Regions from separate parts of the Homo sapiens genome. Here region 1 is linked to region 2. The links are chromatin loops, found by intact Hi-C in ENCODE. Cell type or tissue: mammary epithelial cell. All regions are shown on one strand.

Evidence for each region. A loop is a pair of places that touch in the nucleus more often than their neighbours do. Peaks named below come from ENCODE experiments on the same cell type or tissue, not always from the same donor. Only the 100,000 strongest peaks of a DNase experiment are listed, where the experiment ranks them.
Region 1: it touches region 2 in a loop (7-fold over the local background); 11 of 110 quality-filtered maps call a loop at or near these places.

Annotation. Positions count from the first base shown.
Region 1 is chr13:39,683,241-39,685,740 of GRCh38, forward strand. All of the region lies in intron 8 of COG6 (component of oligomeric golgi complex 6), which reads left to right. Among named protein-coding and RNA genes, the nearest start is that of MIR4305, 20 kb to the left of the region's middle. In mammary epithelial cell, a CTCF peak has its summit at 1,485 (motif pointing right); no DNase peak of the experiment used is centred here.
Region 2 is chr13:40,067,896-40,070,395 of GRCh38, forward strand. No RefSeq gene overlaps it. Among named protein-coding and RNA genes, the nearest start is that of LINC00332, 110 kb to the right of the region's middle. In mammary epithelial cell, a CTCF peak has its summit at 1,482 (motif pointing right); no DNase peak of the experiment used is centred here.

The DNA.
Region 1 (2,500 bases), 380 kb before region 2:
ACACTAATTGATAGTCTAGAAGTCATGTGCCAGATGCTGTGTGGCTCAAGTATTCTGGTGTAGGGGAAAGAGATGAGCATCAGTGAAAGTTTCCTAAGGAATTAGGTATAAAGTGAGTTCTGAAGGCTGAATAGGCATTTTCCTAGAAGTAAAGGAAGAACAGTTTGCAGGTTGAGGGAACAGTAATGCAAAGATATACATTGAGAGATAATGCACCTTTGGGAAATTAATTGTAAAAGCTTGCACTGGCTATTGAATTAGGAGCAACAGCTGGATCATAATAGCCCTGAATGTTGTGCATATACATAAGATAAGTTAATGTTTACCATTGATCAGCAGCTTAACAGTTTATTCCTGCTTTAAAATTTCTTTCCCAACTTTTTCACTTTAACATATTGACATTAATTATGAGTCTTTTAGCACTTAAAACATTTGGCGTTTGATTTTAACAGCTGTTGCATTGTCTACAGATTAATATTTATTCACAAGGTTAATCTTTTATGTATTAAAAAAAAAAAGCCTTTCTGTGTTTTGGGCACCTTTGTTTGTTTTCAACAGCTGACTTCTGCCATGCAAATAAATTTTCACTGAGTTATAGTTCTTTATCAAAACTTGGAAAGGAGCAATATTAAATGGCTATAAGGTGGGTTCTTGAGTCAAATTTCTTTGAGAAGTCCGTGTACCTTTATAAGCTTGTTTCCTTAGCTGTAAAATGAGGATAATAATAGTGCCTATTTTACAGGGTTGATGTGAAGATTAAGTTAGATTGTTCACTTAAGGCACTTAGTGTAATGCTTGGTACATCACTAAATTTTAGATATTATTTTTATTTTGAGAGGAGATGACTAGAAAGTTTTCAACTAAGGAGGGATGTATCTGAGGGCTACATGGCAATCTGGGAAAAAGCTTGAAAGATAAAGAATGGAACTATAATAGGCAAAGAAGGTTTATCTGTGAAGGGCATATGCTAAGAAGCAGGGGGCAGTAATGGCAATTTGGAAGATTTTTTTTTTTTTTTTTTTTTTTTTGAGACGGAGTCTAGCTGTCGCCCAGGCTGGAGTGCAGTGACGCAATCTCGGCTCACTGCAGGCTCCGCCCCCTGGGGTTCACGCCATTCTCCTGCCTCAGCCTCCCGAGTAGCTGGGACTACAGGCGCCCGCCACCTCGCCCGGCTAATTTTTTGTATTTTTTAGTAGAGACGGGGTTTCACCGTGTTAGCCAGGATGGTCTCGATCTCCTGACCTCGTGATCCACCCGCCTCGGCCTCCCAAAGTGCTGGGATTACAGGCGTGAGCCACCGCGCCTGGCCAATTTGGAAGATTTTAAGACACATTTAGAAGTTGAGTAGGAAAGTAAGTTTTTAAGACCAGATGATTAGAACAAGATGAATGCTAAAAAAGAGAAAATTGGCCTTTCATTAAGTAATTATTTTCAAAGTGGTAGTTTCCTTACATTTAGGGAAAACTTAATAATGTATCATGTTAACCACCAGATGGCACTATATGAACTTAATAAGTAATGTATAAAAGTTTCACTGTCCATTATTGTGTCTCAAATAATGTAAGTATTATATACAAGAAAAATGTCAATTATTGAAATCCGTGGGGAAAGTTGCCATACTCAGTGTTTCTTATGTGGTGTATAACTGGAATGCTAATGCATTATTGACTTTTAATAATAAATCATGTACAATTATAAATGAAGTGAAAAAATTTGATAATTTATTTTCTTTGGTAAGCCTTTAGAATATAAGTTATTTTAAAATGTAGTAATACATACAATGCTGATTTTTCTTCCTTCTTTATGTATTTGTTGTGTTTCAAAGAGGCACTTCTTTACTATTATCTTTTAATTTGCTTTTTGATAAAAATTTTTCTTCTTTTAATTTGCTTTTTGACCAGAATTTCTTTAACTGTAGCTAAACACAATTTTTAAAATGAGACTTTTAATTTTAACTTGAGGTATTTGAGAATATTTACATAATTTGAACATTCACTCTGAAAAAGCTCCATTTTGATTTTTGATTATTGTTGGAAGAATGTCTGATTTTGGTCAAAGACTTTTTCTTCTGTCTCTGGGAAGGATGTTTCATGTCTAAAGATATTGAAGGTTCACGTGGCTTATGCTGTTTTTGCTTTAAATTATATTTGTTCTATAGGAGGATTGACATTAATATTAATGTTTATTGATATTTTATAGTATTGAACAGATGAAATTCCAGTGTTTGCCAGGCTTGGTAATTTACCCCCTATTTAAAATACACTGGATTTTAAGATTCACTGGATTCTGTTACAGCTGTCGTCCCAGTGGACAGTCCTAGAAACAAATTATGCTGTTTATTTTTAATATAGTTAGTAGGGTCTTGGGAATGAGGATTAGCTATATATACTTAAAAAGTTAAACGTTTGTGAATTTTATGCTGTGATAAGCAGTCATAAGTTCATTATTTCAGAGAATCAGGTGATCATTTAAAAGAAGGCATTCTTCACACTAAATGGAT
Region 2 (2,500 bases):
TATAAAATGGAAGTTGGGTTTGTCACACATATGCCCAAAATGTTGTATTAATTAATACTTCTTTATTGATCTTATTGATTCATTCTGTAACCGTCATAAATTTGAACTTACAAACTAAATGTCTGTTAACAAAATGCTGCTTTTATTTTTTTTTCATATGCTGGAGTTTTCCATGAGATTTTGTTGGGGAAAAATATATGTAATGCTGAAGAAGTTTGAACACCGTGGAGCAAACCTAAGGATTTAGCTGCACAGGCAAGGGCCTTCCAGCACTGGCCCCGCCTGCCTCTTCAGCCTCAACTCCCCTCTCAGAACCCCTTACACCCTGAGGAGCAAAATCACCAGCTCTCCCTCCATCTGAGCCTTTGTTTAAACATGTTGCATCCTCCTCTGGAATGCACTCCCCCTCCTCACCTCCCATGCACCCCCTTGAACGTCACCCCTAGGAAGCCATCCTGACCTCTCCAGGGATAGGGTCTGTGTTCCCACGTAAATGCTCCTCCAGCACTTCCCACCATTGATGTAAATTTTGCTTGCATGTCTGAGTTCCTAGATGGGAAGGGCAGTCGCTTATTGATATTTATTTACACAGCGGCTATTCATTACCTGGCTCATAATATGTGCTTAATAAATGTGAATTGAATGAACAAATGAATAATTTAAATAACAACCAGGATTTAGTCCTTAATGGATTTGAGCTTCTATATTTCTAAAATGCTCATGGCTGACACTGAATGCATACTAAGTATCAGGAACTGCCCTATTTCTACGAATTTCTTCTTTAATCCTCAAAAACAGTTCTATGAGGTAGGTAGTACAATTATCATGCTAATTTTTCAGATGAGGAAAATGAAGTACAATGAGGTGATATGACTTGAGCAAGTTCCCCAGCTAGTAAAAGGCACAGAGACACTTGACTCTAAGGAGTCCACCATTGTCCTCTACGGGATGCACCGTACTGCTTACACAGAGAAGCCTACATGCAATAGGCCTTCCTTTCCTCTTTCCATTCTATTTACTTGCTTCTTCTTTTTTTTTTTTTTTTTTTTTTTTTTTAGATGGAGTCTCACTCTGTTGCCCAGGCTGGACTGCAGTGGTGTGATCTTGGCTCACTACAGCCTCCGCCTCCCGGATTCAAGCGATTCTCCTGCCTCAGCCTCCTGGGTAGCTGGGACTACAGGCACGCGCCACCATGCCCAGCTAATTTTTGTATTTTTAGTAGAGACCGGTTTTCACCATGTTGGCCAGGATGGTTTCGATCTCCTGATGGGTTTGAAAGTTATGCATGTTAGAATTATGCCTAAGATAAGCATTAACAAGATTCTGAGATGGCATTCTTTGAGTAAAGCATAAACTTTAGAACATGTCTTCTCCTTTAGCAGGACTGGGGCCTTGTTTCTTTTTGCCCTGGTTTTTGTCTACCTAGGTTGGGCTCTGGACACTGAGGGGTCATGGTAGTCCTCAGTCTTCCCTGACTCACCGCTGGGTGGCAGTACACCACACTTCCTTTATTCCTGCTCTTTTATGCGTGCGTGTAGAAGTGGGAGCTCTGCTTTAGGGACCACTCTCCAATTCTCAATCTCCTCTTTTGCTTTTGATGTAAATTATCTCTTACACTTTTAGGTAATAGCAAATATTGTTTGTGTCTGTTTTTATGCACTCGTTTAGAATGACATGGAGCTTTGCCAAAGTCAAACGAAGCACATTTCATTAGACCATTTTCATGGGGAGGTTTTTCTTACACAAAATTATCTACAATTAAAAATGCAGAGAGATTTTCCCCGTGTGGCACAGCTTTTTAAAAGACAGAGTCAAAACCTTTATCGAAAAAGCAATTTATAATGCCAGTAATTTTCTACCTCTGTCCTGCTATTATCAAGGACAGCAGTTTTAAAAGAACTGGCTCTGGTCTCTCTGCTCAGCCTGTCGTGCTCACGTAATGGCTTGTCTGTAACTTCAGCCCATTGCCATGGAAGTCATTATGCCACACGCCCAGAAGGGTGATTTTCTACAGCATCAAAGAGGAAGCAACTGGGTTCAAAATGAAAAACAATCTCTATACATGTGAGAGAAAGAAGCATGATGAGGTGGGAAGGACCCAGAGAACACGATTTTATGTGAAAGAGTGCTATGAATGCAAGTTTTCAAATAGAATATTATCAGAACAAGACAATAATAGTTGAAGTGAATAAAATAATTTTCCTAATGGCCTGTTCCTTCTCTCAAATTTTCTACCATAACACATGGTTAGAAGGTCCCAAATAAATGGCCCTTTACAGCTTCTCTGACATTTCTGGTAGCAAACATTCCAAGTGAATAATTTTATTTCTTTCATAAAATCCTGGAAGGGAATCACAAAGCTGCCTGGCTTTAGATGAGGTCTGGGTCATCTCGTCCATACCTCTGCCTTCAGGAAGGTTCAAACTTACTTTCCTAAGCAGATCAGACTCTACACTGGGAGATACCATGAGCTACTTTTTCTGAGGCCAGGGGCAAAGTT